2 separate regions of the Homo sapiens genome follow, and region 2 is linked to region 1. Evidence: chromatin loops called from intact Hi-C (ENCODE). Cell type or tissue: PC-3. All regions are shown on one strand. Each heading gives the region's core, and the rest is flanking DNA. Links, peaks and the distances in the headings are about the cores only.

The links. Hi-C counts contacts between places; a loop is a spot of excess contacts. Peaks named below come from ENCODE experiments on the same cell type or tissue, not always from the same donor. Only the 100,000 strongest peaks of a DNase experiment are listed, where the experiment ranks them.
Region 2: it touches region 1 in a loop (4-fold over the local background); 2 of 110 quality-filtered maps call a loop at or near these places.

Annotation. Positions count from the first base shown.
Region 1 is chr1:197,022,476-197,031,194 of GRCh38, forward strand. No RefSeq gene overlaps it. Among named protein-coding and RNA genes, the nearest start is that of F13B, 40 kb to the right of the region's middle. In PC-3, for the core only: no CTCF peak of the experiment used is centred there; no DNase peak of the experiment used is centred there.
Region 2 is chr1:197,125,956-197,134,674 of GRCh38, forward strand. It overlaps ASPM (assembly factor for spindle microtubules), which reads right to left. Exons shown (of 28, transcript NM_018136.5): 6 at 7,395-7,640; 7 at 6,330-6,397; 8 at 3,960-4,101; 9 at 3,232-3,362; 10 at 2,535-2,710. Among named protein-coding and RNA genes, the nearest start is that of ASPM, 16 kb to the right of the region's middle. In PC-3, for the core only: no CTCF peak of the experiment used is centred there; DNase peaks (open chromatin) are centred at 4,906 and 5,556; H3K4me3 peaks cover 1,466 bases; H3K27ac peaks cover 1,465 bases.

The sequences.
Region 1 (8,719 bases), core at 416-8,415:
ATTTCTAAGCAGCAAAGTATTCAAGATATAACCTGGCTTTTTCTGAAAGCACACAGTCGTATGTGTTCACAAAGAGATTATTTGAAATTGGGACTTATGTTTAAAAGGGAAGCAGACCATAAAATTTGGAAAATTTGCAGCCTGACCATGCAATAGGAAAGAAAAATCCATTTTCTGGGGAGAAATTCAAGCCTGCTGCAGAAATTTGCATAACAAACAGCCAAATGTTAATAATCAAGACAAGGGAGAAAATGTCTCCTGAGCATTTCGGAGATCTTCACGGCAGCCCCTCCCATCACAAGCCTGGAAGCCCAGGAGGGAAAAATGGTTTTGTGGGCTGGGCCCAGGGCCCTGCTACTCTGTGCAGCCTTGGGACATGGCCCCTTGTGTCCCAGTCACTCCAGCTCCAGCAGTGGCTAAAACGGATCGAGGTACATCTTGGGCTGTTTCTTCAGAGGATGCAAGCCCCAAGCCTTGGTGGCTTCCAAGTGTTGGGGCTGCAGGTGTGCAGAAGATAAGAGTTGAGCTTTGAGAGCCTCTGCCTAAATTTCAGAGGATGTATGGAAATGCCTTGATGACCAGCCAGAAGTCTGCTGCAGGAGCAGAGCCCTCATGGAGAATCTCTACTAGGGCAATGCAGAAGGGAAACATGGGGTTGGAGCTTCCACACAGAGTCCCCACTGGGAGACTGCCTAGTGGAGCTGTGAGAATACGGTTACCACCCTCTAGATCCCAGAATGGTATATCCACCAACAGCTTGCATTGTGCACCAGAAAAGTCGCAGGCACTCAACACCAGCCTGTGAAATAAGCTGCGGGGGCTGTACCCTGCAAAGCCACAGGGGCAGAGCAGCCCAAGGCCTTGGGAGCCCACCTCTTGCATCATTGTGTTTTGGATGTGAGACACGGAATCAAAGGAGTTTATTTTGGTGCTTTAAGATTTAATAAGTGCCCTGCCAGTTTTCAGATTTGCATGGGGCCTGCAGCCCCTTTGGTTTGGCCAAGTTCTTCCATTTGGAATGAGAACATTTACCCAGTGCCTGTACCCCCATTGTATCTTGGAAGTAACTAACTTGTTTGATTTTAACAGCTCATGGTCAGAAGGGACTTGCTTTGTCAGATGAGACTTTGGAATTGGACTTTTGAGTTAATGCTGGAATGTGTTAAGACTTTGGGCGACTGTTGGGAAGGCATGATTGGTTCTGAAATGTGAAAAGGACATGAGATTTGGAAGAGACCAGGGGTGGAATGATATCGTTTGATTCTGTGTCCCCACCCAAATCTCATCTGAAATTGTAATCCCTACATGTCAAGAGAGGGACCTGGTGAGAGGTGATTGGACCATGGGGGTGGTTTCCCACATGCTGTTCTCATGATAGTGAGTGAGTTCTCATGAGAGCTAATGGTTTTATAGTGTGGTACTTCCTTGCTGTCTCTCTCTCTCTCTCTCTCTCTCTCCCCTGCTGCTATATGAAAAGGCCCTTGCTTCCCCTTTACCTTCTGCCATGATTGTAAGTTCTGAGGCCTCCCCACCCATGCAGAATTGTGAATCAATTAAATCTTTTTCCTTTATAAATTACTCAGTCTCCAGTAGCTCTTTATAGCAGTGTGAAAAAAGGCTAATACTGGTGTCATCGGTAAATGTTCTGAACTTTCCCCCTCAATCACTAATTACTAGTACCTCCTGGCTCAGTTTTCTTCCTCACTCCAAATCCTTTCATCTCTGTTAGCATTAATATCTGCTTTGTTGTACCACTCAACAAATTTGCTTCTCAATCCTTTATTGCCTCATCTCTGTTGCCACTTTTCTCGACTTTATGTTCCTATTGCCAAAGTACAGTCTTTCCCATCATCTGAAACTCCTCAATTTCCAAAGTCACAAATTCATATATTCTGCTCATTAATTACCATATTTATTTCTTCTGACTAGCTTACTCACACTTCCATGGAAATACTGTTTTAACACATTGATACTTTTAACTTAATGCCCCTACTACTTTCTCACATCCTTTAGTAGTCTCCAGTATTTACTCTTTCTTCATGTCTCTCTTCAAATTAAATAGCTCACATTCCAAATAATTCTTTTGCAAGCAACCTTAAATCTCTTGCCCCACTTTCCTTTTGATTGCACAGTCTAGCAAATACTCATGGCTGAATAAACTTACACATCCATCTTCTCCATTTATGTACATAAGCAGCCAAGTGTTGTAAAGAAAGGCAAAAAAAAAAAAAAGATTAGTATCTCTAAAAATTCATGACTCAGCACTGCTAAACAATCCTACTCTATCTTGTTTTTGTCTGCTTAGTACCCCACCACTTTGTTGTGATTAAGGCTCTACCCCCTTGGCAAAAGTACTGAACATGTCACGTAACTGTCCTGGGGATATTAACTGAGCACGCCCATTACTGTATCTTAATACCCCAGACTCTACTTTCATTTGGTGTGTTTGTGTACATTGAAAACTAAGAATCTGACAGAGTAGGGACTTTCATGATTTCTTTTTTTTTAATTTCAACTTTTATTTTAGGTTTAGGGGGTACATGTGCAGATTTGTTACATGGGCGTATTGTGTGATGCTGAAGTTTGCCATATGAATGATTCCGTCACCCAGGTAGTGAACATAGAACCCAATAGGTAGTTTTTCAGCCCTTTCCCTCTTCCCTTTCTCCCCTCCCTAGTAATCTGCAGTATTTATTGTTGCTCTCTGTGTGTCCGTAAGTACTCGATATTTAGCTCCCACTTATAAGTAAGAATATATAGTATTTGGTTTTCTGTTCCTGTGTTAATTCACTTAGGATAATGGCCTCTAGCTGCATCCATGTTGCTGCAAAGGACACAGTTTTTTTTCTTTTTGTGGCTGCATAATATTCCATGGTGTGTATGTACCACATTTTCTTTATCCAATCCACCATGGATGGGCACCTACATTGATTCCATATCTTTGCTATTGTGAATAATGCTTTGATGAACATATGCATGCATTTGTCTTTATGGTAGGATGATTTATAGCTCTTCAAGTATATATCCAGTAATGAGATTGCTGGGTCGAATGGTAGTCCTATTTTAAGTTCTTTGAGAAATTGCCAAACTGCTTTCCACAGTGGCTAAAGTAATTTACACTCCCACCAACAGGATATAAGTGTTCCCTTTTCTCCACAGACTCACCAGCATCTGTTATTTTTTTACTTTTTAATAATAAGCATTCTTACTCATGTGAGATGGCATCTCATTGTGATTTTGATTTGCATTTCTCTGATGATTAGTAATGTTGGGAGTTTTTTCATGTTTATGACTGATTGTGTATATTCTTTTGAGAAGTATCTGTTCATGTCCTTTGCCCATTTTATAATGGGGTTACTTTGTTTGTTGAATTAAGTTTCTTACAGATTCTGATGTTAAAACTTTGGCACATGCATAGCTTGTGAATAGTTTCTTCCATTCTGTAGGTTGTCTGTTTACCCTGTTGATGTGTTTGCTGTTGTTGCTGTTTTGCTGTGAAGGAAGCTTTTCAGTTTAACTAGGCCCCACTTGTCCATTTTTGGTATTGTTGCAATTGCTTTTGAGGACTTAGTCATAAATTATTTGCCAAGGTTGATGTCCAAAATAGTATTTCCTAGGTTTTCTTCTAAGGTTTTTATAGTTTGAGGTCTTACATTTAAATCTTTACTCCATCTTGAGTTAATTTTTGTATATAGGGTAAGATTAGGGGTCTAGTTTCATTCTTCTGCATAGCTAGCCAGGTATCTCAGCACCATTTATTAAATAGGGCATCCTTTCCCCCATTGTTTATTTTTGTGAACTTTTTCAAAGATCAAATGGTTTGTAGGTGTACAGCTTCAGCTTCATTTCTGGGATCCTTCTGTTCCATTGGTGTATATGTCTGTCTTTGTACCAGTGACATGCAGTTTTGATTAATGTAGCCTTATAGTGTGGTTTGGAGTCAGGTAATGTGATGCCTTTTGTTTTGTTTTTTGTTTGTTTGTTTTCTGTTTTGTTTTTTTTTTTCTCAGCATTGCTTTGGCTATTTGGGCTTTTTTTTTTGTTTCTATAACTAAAATAATATAACCAGAAATATAAGCAAATGTATGTTTAAAAATGAATGTAGTTAAAAGTTTAAATTGTGATTTAGAAATCTGTTAATTTTTCTTACTAAAATAGAGCTCCGAATATGTAATAAAACAAGTACTACTCATAGTAACACTAAAATTATATTAATAAAACTTAAAGGCTCATCTTTCAAATGTACATTTTTATGCAGACAAAAGCTAATGATAGATTAATAATAAATATAGGTTAAACAGAAGTATAAAGTAGTGGAGGGAAAATTGTCTAAATAGATGTTTGACAAATTATTTTGAACTCCTTTTCTTTTTATAAAGTTTGCAGATGGTTGTATCTCAGCATGTCATGGGTCACATGTGGATTTCAACAGCACTTTGAACAAAATTACTTCTAATAATATATGGAAAAGTGGGAAAATATTTAGATTTCATTCTTTGAAATATCATGAATTTTTAGGAAAATTAAGAGTATATACATTCAATCACAAAAGGGAGAATTTATAAAGAAGTAAGTCTGGAGTACAGAAACACTTCTAATAAAAGGTTTTGATCAAATGTTAAATAAAGCTCTTATCTCAGCAATATTTGCTTATTTTTATTGAAGCAAAGAGTGATTTAGTATATACCCTCACATAAGGTGGCAGTGTTCATTTTCCAAAAAGGAAATACATTTTTTTTTCTTTTTTCTTTTTTCTTTTTCTTTTTCTTTCTTTCTTTTCTTTTCTTTTTTTTTTTTTTTGAGAAGGAGTCTCCCTCTGTCACCCAGGCTAAAGTACAGTGACACCATCTCTGCTCACTGCAACTTCCACCTCCTGGGTTCAAGTGATTCTTGTGCCTCAGTCTCCTGAGTAGCTGGAATTATAGGCACACACCACCGCGCCTGGCTAATTTTTTGTATTTTTATTAGAGGTAGGGTTTTACCATGTTGGCCGGGCTGGTCTGAAACTCCTCAAGTGATCCGCCCATCTCGGCCTCCCAAAGTGTTGGGATTACAGGCATGAGTCACTGTGTCCAGACAGAAATCAATTTTTTTTATCCTCTCGAGGTGCTGATGTTTACTCTGACAACTCTGGTGCTACAAGTTTACTGTGCACAATATATATTGAGGTAACCACAACTACTAGCACAAACAATATTAAATTATTAACAGGCCTGATTGTTCAGTACATGCAATCAAGTACTACTCTTTTCTTCAGCTTTATTGATACATAACTGACAAATAAAATTAAATATATTCAAGATGTACAACGTGATGTTTTGATCTATGTGCACATGGTGAAATGACTACCACAATCAAGCTAACTAATATACCTGTTACCTCACATACTTACCTTTCGTTTGTGGTGAGAATATTTAGGATCTACTCTCTTGGTAAATATCAGGTATGCAATATATTATTATTAACTGTAGTCATCATGCTGTACAAAAGGTCTCTGAATTTAGTCATCTTATAACTGTAAGTTTATACAGTTTGACCAACAGCTTCCCTTTTCTCCCACTTCTGACTCCTGGTAACTACTCTTCAACTCTTGGTTTCTATGAGTTCATGTTTTCAAAATTCCACATATAAGTGACATCATACAGTATTTTTCTTTCTGTTTTTTTTTCACTTTTTTTCTGTTTATTTCACTTAACATAATATTAATATCCTCTAGAATCTTCAAATCATCATGTTGCAACCAACGGGATTTCCTTCTTTTTTAAGGCTGAATAATATTTAATTGTATGTATATGTTACATTTTTCTTTCTCTTTTATTTTATTTATTTTTTTTTTTTTGGAGACTCGGTTTCACTCTGTTGCAGTGTAGTCGTATGATCTTAGCTCACTGCAGCCTTGAACTCCCAGGCTCAATCAATCCTCCCTCCTCAGCCTCCTGAGTAGCTGGGACTACAGATGAGCACCACCATGCCCAGCTAATTTTTTTATTTTTTGTAGAGATGAGGTCTCACGATGTTGCCCAAGCTAGCCTCGAACTCCTGGCTTCACGCAACCCTCCTCCCTCGGACTCCCAAAGTGCTGGGATTACAGGTGTGGGCCACCAGACTGGCCACATTTTCTTTCTTCATTTATGGACAGACACTTAGGTTGTTTCTATATCTTGGCTATTGGGAGTAATGCTTAATATCAGTATTGTAAAGAATTATTATGTATATATTCCTTGTTTTCTTTCCTTAAATATGGGTAAATAAAAAAGAAAAACTGGCCCACATGGTAGCTTATGCTTGTAATCCCAGCACTTTGGGAGGCTAAGGCAGACAGATTGCTTGAGCTCAGGAATTCAAGACCAGCTTGGGCAACAGGGCAAAACCCCATCTTTACAAAAAACACAAAAATTAACCAGGTGTGGTGGCACACACGTGTGGTTCCAGCTACTAGGGAGGCTGAAGTGGGAGTATTAGTTAAGCTCAGGAGATTGAGGCTGCTGTGAGTTGCGATGGCACCACTGCACTCCAGTCTGAGTGACAGAGCAAGACTTTGTCAAAAAAAAAGAAATGCAAAAGGCAGAGTAAGGAGGCAACAGAGAAAGGAAAATGTTAGGTATCTAGTTAATAGAGAAAATGTTTAGTGACTATATAATTAGTGTTATAATTACATTAAAAGTTTTAAATAGAAATACTTTTAAATAGAAATTTTAAGCGATTGTGATGATTTTCAGTTTTACTCAGGAAACAATGTAGCTAGCATATGCAACGGACTGCATCAGCATTAGAGGATGAAAATGTAAAACACGCTTTCCTCTTTCAAGGCACTAAGGTGCTTGTGGAGATAGTCATAAGCAGAACTTTTCAATACACTGTGAGACACAGAAAGACAAATACTGCATGATTACACTTACATGAGGTAACTAATATAGTCAAAATCACAGAATCAAAAAGTAGAATGGTGGTTACTGGGGGAGGAAGAGGGGAAAATGAGGAGTTACTAGTCAATAGGCATAAAGTTTGAGATAAACTGGATTAATAAGCTCTAGAGATCTGCTGTACAACATTGTACCTATAGTCAAAAATACTATATTGTGCACTTAAAATTTTTTATAGGGTGGATCTCATATAAGTTTTCTTACCACAATAACGTTTTTGAAAAACCCAAGTTAAAAACAAAAAAAAAGATTTTGTTCAAACAACTATATATATATGTGTGTGTTTTATATATACATAGTACAAATATATATTAATATATGCATTATTAATTAATATGCATTATTAAATACACAATTAAAAGGCATTATTAATTGAATAGTAATTAATATATGCATATATAATATATATGCATGCATGTTATACACAACTGCATATATAATATATATAATGAGAAATGACACAATGTAAATGTGTTCAAGGAGGGTTGATGAGCATATCATCCAATCTGGAGGAAGGAGAGTCAGGAATGGTTTCCTGAAAGAGATGACTGTGATCTGACTCTCAGTAGCTGAGTGAGAGTTGTTGGGGATGAGTATAACATTCTTGGCAGAAGAAATCAAACTACCAATATGCAGAGATGAAAAAGCACATTTTGTATGAAGAGAAATATTAAGTAAGCTTATATTGTTGAGGATAAAGAGCACACTGTAATAAGAGCAATGTGATAGAAAAGAGACAATTTACAGAGGACCTGCATGCTAGAATAAAAAGTAGGCTTGTCCTAAAGAGAATGCAGAGATTTTGTAGGGTTTTAGATAGAATAGAGATGAAGAAAGTTTGCATTTAGTAGATAATTCTGAAAGTCATGTGAAATATGATTCAGAGAAGAAGCAAGACTAGAGGCAGATAGATAAATTTGGAGTAGGCTAATTTCATTAGTCCAAGAGTAAGACTATGAGAACCTGAACCACAGTCATGATAGCAAAAATGAAAGAAACTGTAAATTCAAGAATTATTTCAGAGGTAAAATTAGCTGGATTTAGTGATTGAATAAAAGTGGTATAGGAACCAAGTGGATAAAGGAATCAGGACAAAAGCCAGGTTTATAACCTTCATGATTAGATGAATGATTATATCCATAGCAAGAGGAGGAAGAGAGAGAGAGAGACAGAGAGAGAAAGAAACCAAGACAGAGAGGGAGAGAGGCGGGGGATGCGGGGGAGTGGTAACATAAATTCAATTTTTATTACTTCACTTTCATGAAGTTACATATGAGTCTGAACCTGTGAGAAGAGTTTTGGGAAAAGATGTGGATTGAGAAGGGCAAAAAGCAGATGATGAAACCCTAAGTAGTGCAAACTTTATTTAATGGGCAGAAGTAGGAGTAAAAAGACTACGTACAAGGTCAAGAATAGTAATCAGAAACGTAGAAGCATAACCAGGAGAAAGTGGAATGATAGAAGCCAAGAAAAAGCAGTTTTCCAAGAAGGAGGGAATAGTGAATATTCACTGCCACAGAGGCACCTAGTAAAATAAAGGCTGAAACATACATGTGTTCCCAATACATGTTCCCAAACATATATGCATTTCAGATTAAAAAAAATGAATAATAAGTATAGAAGACAATTTTCAGTTAGTTGAGAAGTTATTTACTCCGTATTATTTCTTGTTATTTATATTTGTTTCATCTGTATCTTTCTATTGTATCGTTTTTAAAAATTCAGACTTTTATATACTACTTTTGTATTTCCTAGTTCATTAAGGTTTATATTTAGTTGTATTAATTTCTTCCTTT
Region 2 (8,719 bases), core at 233-8,232, 100 kb after region 1:
ATAGAGTAACCATCCCAAAGCATTCTCAAGTGACTTCAAAGATTTATAAAACAGTCATTTTGCTGACACTTATCAAAACAGAAATTTGGTTATACAAGATTGATCTCTTAACTACTTAGAATTCCTAACCGACTAAATAACATCAACATCCAACAGTGCTAAATCCTCAGTAACTCCTGTAAAAGCATAAAAATGGGCTTTCTGGCCAGCCGCGGTGGCTCACGCCTGTAATCCCAACATTTTGGGAGGCTGAGGTGGGTGGATCACCTGAGGTCAGGAGTTCAAGACCAGCCTGACCAACATGGTGAAACCCCGTCTCCACTGAAAATACAAAAATTAAATAGGCATGGTGGTGCACACCTATAGTCCCAGCTACTCATGGAGCTGAGGCAGGAGAATCGCTAGAACACAGAGGCAGAGGCTGCAGTGAGCCGAGATCGTGCCACTGCACGCCAGCCTGGGTGACAGAGTGAGACTCTGTCTCAAAAAAAAAAAAAAAAAAAAAAAAAAAAGGGAGGGGGACTTTCTTTGTGGAAAAATAGCACTGAACATTAAACCAATCCTTGTTCCTCCTAGAAAGTGGAAAAAGTATAAAAACAATTCCTATTGGCCAGAATATTGATGTGGTAGCTTGAATTTATTAAATAAACAAATTAACCAACTAAAAAAATGTGAAATATTTTAAGCAAAATGATCTTAGCTCATATGGAACTGCTAAAGTGAGACAAAGCTGCAGTAAAAAGACTATTAACTTGTGAGAATACTGATCAGAAAGAAAAGAATGTTCATGGAAATTTAGCCTAAAAGAAGGCAAGGGACATGTAAACTGTTTTTCAAAAACCGGAGATTCATAAAAATCTAGGATCTTGTCCTCATAAATGTCAAAGAATTCCTCCATTCTGGCCAAGCGGTCCTCTGACCTCTGCTTGAACCTTCCAACACTGTGAACTGGTTGTTTGATAAAGACACGTCTGAATATTGGCAAGTTTTTAAACCAAACCCACATTCATCTTCCTGAAATTTTCATTGTTCATGCATACTTATTTTGCTTGGCAATAAACAATTTAATCACCTTTTATTATAAGACAGTTCTTCAAATATCTTAAAACATTTATGCCCCAGAGTTTTCTCTTCTGTTCTATTTCTCTAAATATTCACAGTTCTTTCAATTGGTCTCCATGAAACATGGATATAAGGTTTTCTAGTTTATACTCTAAAGTTATCTCTAGTCGAAACAAAGAAATTAAAAAGTATATCCAAATAGCTTCTTTCCTATTCAGTTGAGTTTTAGACAACATGAATTTTAACATGAAGACTGCCTGCAATTAATTTTAGCTACAATACAAGCAATTTAAAATCTGACAAAAATGTACCAGGGTCAGCTAAAGAGTTTGTTAAGTTTTACTGTAGCAGAGATATTTTATAAAGACCATTAAATCTGTGCTCCCCATACGTCAACATTTAACTAGCTGTTTTGAGGCATAGCAACTTCCTAAATACACAGAGAAAAAAACTTTCATTGCTTTAAAGAAATCTCTTGCCTTGACCCCAAAAGTGCTTCCTTGATAAGGATATAATATATATTTTGGAGAGTTCCCTAGAAATAAAATGAGTATCTCCAACCCAGATACCCTGAAGAGGCCAATCATGGCAAAATGCTAAAGGCCATTCCTTCTAAGCAAAACTGGCTATCCATCATACATACCAAAGCCAATTTTGAGCATTCCAGTTTGTTATTGAGGAAATATTGTGTAATTTGAAGTCAGATTTCATGAGTTTATGTCTCAATTCCACTGTGGAAAACTTGGGCAATCTATTCTACCACTTCATCTTATTTTCCTCATATGTAAAACAAGGTTAATACTACTAAAAATGGTCTCAAATGATATAAAATTCATGAAACCACTGTCAATAAAAAGTGTCATTTTGGCCAGGCACGGTGGCTCATGCCTGTAATCCCAGAACTTTGGGAGGCCGAGGCAGGCGGATCACGAGGTCAGAAGATCGAGACCATCCTGGCTAACACGGTGAAACCCCGTCTCTACTAAAAATACAAAAAATTAGCTGGGCGTGGTGGTGGGCACCTGCAGTCCCAGCTACTCCGGAGGCTGAGGCAGGAGAATGGCGTGAACCCAGGAGGTAGGCTTGCAGTGAGCCGAGACCTTGCCAGTGCCCTCCAGACTGGGCAACAGAGCAAGACTCCGTCTCAAAAAAAAAAAAAAGTGTTATTTCAATGTTTGATATTTTAATTAGTTTAATGGTCTTCCCAACTCCTATTCTGAGACATCAGTAATTATTATCCATGAGTCCCAGTCACATGCCATCAGGAAAAAAGGTGTGGATAGGAGACAAGGTTTCTGGACATAACATTGATGTACCACTTCCCTGAAAAAAAAAAAAAAACCTCAATTTTTTTCAGTACTAAATTTATTGTACTACTTGAAAGAGCAAGATTGAATAATTACAAAAAAAGTGTTTTCCAGAAAATGTTAGTCTATTCCATTAAGCAAAATAATTCTATTTCTTATACGTACACAAGGCGCACTCCACATTGCAAGTCTACGGCAAGATTTGTAACGGCAAAATCAAATTCATCAAATGGTGTCTGAACATGGTTAACAGGTAATCCCAATAAGCCAAGGTGACGGGAAAGGTCACCTTCACCACTTAGGAAATCTCGTGAAAAAGCCAAAAGGATTTCTTTACTAGCCTATAAAGAAATAAGTTCCAGATATTATATTCCAATATTATAATTTTGCTTATAATAAAAACAAATCCTCCAAATCATTCTGTACATATAAAAATAAAATAATATAAAAAGTTTCATATTATACATTAATAATGCAAACTTCATACATATTTCCAACTTAAGATCTTTCTAAAAGTTGCTCATAATAATACACTATAAAAACTAGCATTAACTTGATTATATACTACATCAAAATTAGGGAAGAAATTTTCTCAAAAATTAAATCTTCAGAAGCATAGTTTAATCCATTTTCAAGTCAAAATTAAGAGTAATGATAATGTGCTGATGAAAGGTAAACCAATAAAAACGAGGGATGGTTAGAATTACTGATGGGACTCACCAGACAGGCATTCCTATTTTACTCCTCTGAGTATTATTCTTTGGAAAACTAATTTTTTTTCTAAAGAGAAAACATACCATGAAAGCAAGCAAAAGTCGTAAATGGGAAATATAAAATATAAAGCATACAATGAAAAGCATACCTTGAATTCGGCATCTTTACAGAAGAGACAAGGATCATGATCAATGAGTCTGGAAATTTTAGCATAATCAAGAAAACAGACCAACAACAATAACTTTTTCAATGTAAACTTGGACAAAGCTTCTTCATGACCTTAAATAAAGTACAAAAAAGCACAGCAAGTTAATCTATGAAAGGTAGGTTTCATCTTAAAATATGATAATAATAATAATAAGGTGTTAGTAAAACAAAAAGTGTAGGGTAGCAAGCACAAATAAAACACTATGTGCCTTTTTTAGTGCTTTATGTGTATAAATCCATTTAATCCTCCCAATATCTCTATGGGACAAGTATGCACCACTTAATATTTTCAATTCATAGATGAGGAAACAGGCACAGAGGCATCAAGAGATTTAGTTGGTCTTACTCAACAAATATTTAATGAACACCTACTACATGCAGGCACCATCGTAGGTGTTAGATATACAGTACCAAATTACAACAAACATGACCCCCATAGGACTTACAACCTACTGGGGGGAGAGGATGGGTAGAGACAACAGATAGAATTATAAATAGTGATGGAGGAATTAACGGGGAATGAGGGTGGAGGAAGGGAGAGTACTAGAAGCAGAGACTTATTTAGATTGGTTTCTTTGAGAAAGGAAAATGTAAACAGAAACAGGAAGAATGACAATAAGCCATTCATGTATAATGTGGAGAGAATGTAGGAGAGGCAGAGATACTTACCATCTCTATACAGGTGAGGAACAGTGGGGTGTCTATACTCAGCTGCTATATCAGGATTCCAAAGTAGGCGATTCAGAATAAACATAGCCAACCCTGTGACATCACTGTTATCTTCCAAAGATATGAGTTCTCCATAAGTTGTCTGAAAATAAATTAAAGCCAAAGTCAGAATTATGCTATCTCTAAGAAACAAAGGGAAGTGACTGAGGAATGGCAGACCATAACCTAAGGAACTGGCAATGTTCTACTTTCTAAATGACATGGTTATTTGCTAAATAACTTCTTTAAACTATGCATATATGATTTATGTATATCTTATTGTATATAGTATACGTTGCAATGCAAAAAGACAAAGCTCAGGACTAAGATAAGTCTTAATCATCTGACGAGCAACATTCCCATTTTAATTTTTTCATTTAAGTTAAAGAACTATCAAATATAGGCATGTTGTTCAAATTTATTTATAACTGTCCCATTAAGTACATCGTGAAGTTATAACAGAAACCTAAATATTCAAATTTTTATGATAGTTATCAATGTAGAAAACATCTGCAAATCATCCAAGATAATTTGGAAAGCACAGGTCTGTTTATAATCAATGATTTAAATATAAAATTAGTTTAACATTAGCATGCTTATTAATAATTTTTAAAGCAATTAGGAAAAACTTAAAAAATATCAAATTCTGCAACCCTACATTGACAAAATATAAAGATTAAAGCATGGAAAAGTATTAATTATTACCTACCAAAATAGAGGAATTTAACTTTATTTACTTTTTTTGGCCTTTGAAATTTTCTTAAAATCCTCACGTACATTTATTTAAAGAATCCTAGGGTGTAGTAATAAGGTACCTGTAAAAAGATTATACATCCCCACCACCTGCCATAAATTTGCTGTGACTTGTGGGAGGTTAATACATTCCTAACTAGTTTGTGCTTAGCTACATAATGTGCTTTGGCCAATGGAATGTGGGTGGAGATGATACAAATTACATCCAAGAGGTTTTAAAAAGCATTGCAAGGTTCCACACAAAGTTCTTGATTTTATTTTTGCCACAAAAAAGCTATGTCCCAAATATGGGGGGCTCTATTTCAATTGAGGTTCCAGAATTCTTTCATATGTGAAGCAGAGCTAGTTGATCTGTAACTTGCCAACTATTTAAAGGGAAAGGACACTGGAATTGAAATAAGAAATCCCAGCAATGACACCACAATGCTGTGTAACCACAGTAAGCTTATTATTTATTCTCTCTGGGCCTCAATTTATTGGTATATAAAAGCCAGATTATTACAAAGATCCTGTTCGGTCCCAAAGACTCTTCTATTCCAAAACCTGGAATAAACTGAAATAGTAATGGGAGACCCTACATTAAGAAGGTAAGAAACCTAGAAAAAATGTGAAAGCATACTAGCAAAAAACTAAAGAATACAGACGCACAAAAGATACTTTTAATAAAAATGTCTTTAAACAGCCAATTACTAATAGTATCTTTCTAATTCAGTCAGTTTCAACATTCTAGGTATTACAGAGCCAAGAACTATGTAAAGAATGCAAATCCTGATGACATTTTTATGAGTACTATTTAATCAGATTGGTATAGGTTCAACTCCTGACCAAATAATTGGCATAGGGCAAGTCACTTTTTTTTTTTTTGAGAAGGAGTCTCGCTCTGTCACCCAGGCCCAGGCTGGAGTGCAGTCGTGCGATCTCGGCTAACTGCAAGCTCCACCTCCCGGGTTCCCCTCATTCTCCTGCCTCAGCCTCCCAAGTAGCTGGGACTACACGCGCCCACCATCACGCCTGGCTGATTTTTTTGTATTTTTAGTAGAGATAGGGTTTCACCATGTTAGCCAGGATGGTCTCCATCTCCTGACCTCACGATCAGCTCACCTCAGTCTCCCAAAGTGCTCGGATTACAGCATGAGCCACCACACCTGGCCAGGGCAAGTCACTTTAACATCTAAGCTTCTGTTTCGTTAGTGAAGTGGAAATAATAATACATACTTCACTGGGTTTTAAGAAATTTAAATTAGAAAATGTATTCACAGCAGCCTCGTTTTGGCATTTGTAAATTTGCAAAAATGAGTTTACTATAGTTGTCATTACGTGCAACACCAAATTATGTTTAAAGAGACTGTACAGTAAAATGTTGTATTACAATATGGTGTAATAATATATAATGGCATAGTCTATTTACCTAATAAGCATTTATTAACGGGTATTACATTTTATACTAAAAGATGAATCAAGCTAACCTAATGACTTTCAACTTTTATAAGTAAAACTACATTGTAATAAAATGAGTCTATTCTACAAAAAGTATATAATAAAAAAATATTATTTTAGAAACCTGAAATATATGCTTACCTCTAGACCAATTCGAAGCCACAAAGGATTGTAGGACAACAGCCAATTCAGGACTTTCTGACGTTCTCCTGAAATGCATGTCAAAGGCAAATAAGTTCAAATTGATAATCAAATAGAGACAAGAAATAAAACTTCAAGGAGAGTATATCAGTGGGAAAAAAATACTTGCTTATATGAAATAAGTTAATTTAAATAAAATACACTTATAGTCTTAAATATACATGATCATATTCAAGTATGTGGGATTTTTGGCAGCAAAGCTAAAGCATGTATACCTAGTTTTGAAATACAAAATCTCTTGGGGACATCAGTATCTGGAAGAGATACCTGCATTCTTATGTTCATTGCAGCATTATCCACAATATCCAAGATATGGAATCAATCTAAGTGTCCATTAGTGAATAAGTGGATAAAGAAAATGTGGGGTATGTGTATGTGTGTGTACGTATATATACAAATAAATATATATGATAAATATATATATATTTATATATAATGAAGTACTATTCAGTCTTAAAAATGAAAATCCTGTCACTTGTGATAACATGGATCAATCTGGAGGATATTATGCAAACTGAAATAGCCTAAGCATAGAAAAACAAATACTGTATGATCTCATTTATATGTGAAATCTAAACAAGTTGAATTTATAGAAGCACAGAGAATGGTGGTTGCCAGAGAATGGGGTAGAGGGACTGGGGCGATGTTGTCAAAGGAGTATAAAGTCTCAGTTACGCAGGATGAATAAATTCTGGAGATCGAATGTACACCATGACGACTATAGTTAATAACAGTGACTTGTATACTTGAAATTTGCTGAGAGTACTTCTTAAATGTTTTCACCACACATACACACAAGAAGGTAACTATGTGAGTAGATACATTAATTAGCTTGATTGTTATAATCATTTAATAATATATACATATATCAACATCATGTTGTATACCTTAAATATATGCCAGTTTTACCTGTCAATTATATGTCAATAAAGCCGGGGGAAAAAAACACAAAATCTCTTGAATGTTTTTAAAGAATTAATGTCAAGATTTCTGCAGTCTTCTTACCCACATCTTTCCATAGGTGTCTATCTTTTCGAACAATTAACCGCCTAGCTTCAATTTCAATTTCAAGCTTTTTAATAGCTTTAACCATTTTTTCAGAAGTAAACAAACGGCATGCTGCACGACGTAGTCTGTTTAACCTACACCGAGCAGTATAAGCTCTGAGAGACATTTCCTCTTTTGTAGGTGCTCTAGGAACACTTATTTTATGTTGATTCTCTATTCCCAAAAGAAGAGTAGCAGCATTTACTGGGTAAAAACAAAAGAAAGAATGTTTCTGGTTAAACAATATCTCTACATATTCTTAAATCCAGCAATAAAATGCAATTTCAGACGGTAAAAACATAATCTATTCCTCACCCACTCCAAGCTTACTCCTTAGGCCAATCTATCATCGCAACCTGTTAGCTCTACCTGCAAAATGTATTCCAAGTCTAGCCACTTTTCACCGCCTCTACTATCACAAATTCAAACATGATTATCTCTAATCCGGACTAATGAATTAACTTCCTCACTGGTTTATCTGTTCCCATCCTTTTTATAAATTAATAAAAGTCAAGTTTCTAAGGAATATAATTTTTAAAAACCAATTGAATTTTGAAATGTAATTTAATCTTTTATAAAACACATTTTCTTTTAAGAAAAGAACGAAAAATGGGGCTTTGCTCCCTTTTGGAAAAGAAACAACTTTTTTCTTTTTTTTTAAGTGATCTCTAAGATCACTGCTTAGAGAGCATCTAATTCAAAGACCCTTTTAATACAAAAATCCAGCCAGGTACAATTGCTCACACCTGTAATCCCAGCCTTTTGGGAGGCCAAGGCAAGTGAATTCCTCGAGCCTAGGAGTTCAAGACCAACTCTGGCAACATAGCAAGAACTCTTCTATTCAAAAATAAAAAATAATAAAAAAAAAAAACTAGCCAGGCATGGTGGCGTGCACTGGTAGTCACAACTACTCAGGAGTTTGAGGGAGCAAGATTGCTTGAGCCTGGGAAGTGGAGGCTGCAGTGACCTGTGATCACACCAATGCACTCCAGACTGGGTGAGGGAGTGAGACCTTGTCTCCAACAGCAAAAAAGAAAAAAAATCCTATACACGCGCTTCTCTGACAAAAATAAATCAGTGTCTGTCTGAACACCAGAATAGGAAAATCATCACTTTAAAAGTTAGCCTATATGATGATTTGACAATTTAAACATTCATAAGAATTTTTCCTTATCTTCAGCTGAAATTGATCCCTATAATTTCTAAGCAAGAGCTGCACAAAAGTTAAGTTTCCTTCTCTTTCACAAGAAAACACTTCAAATGTTTGAAAGGCACATCTCTAC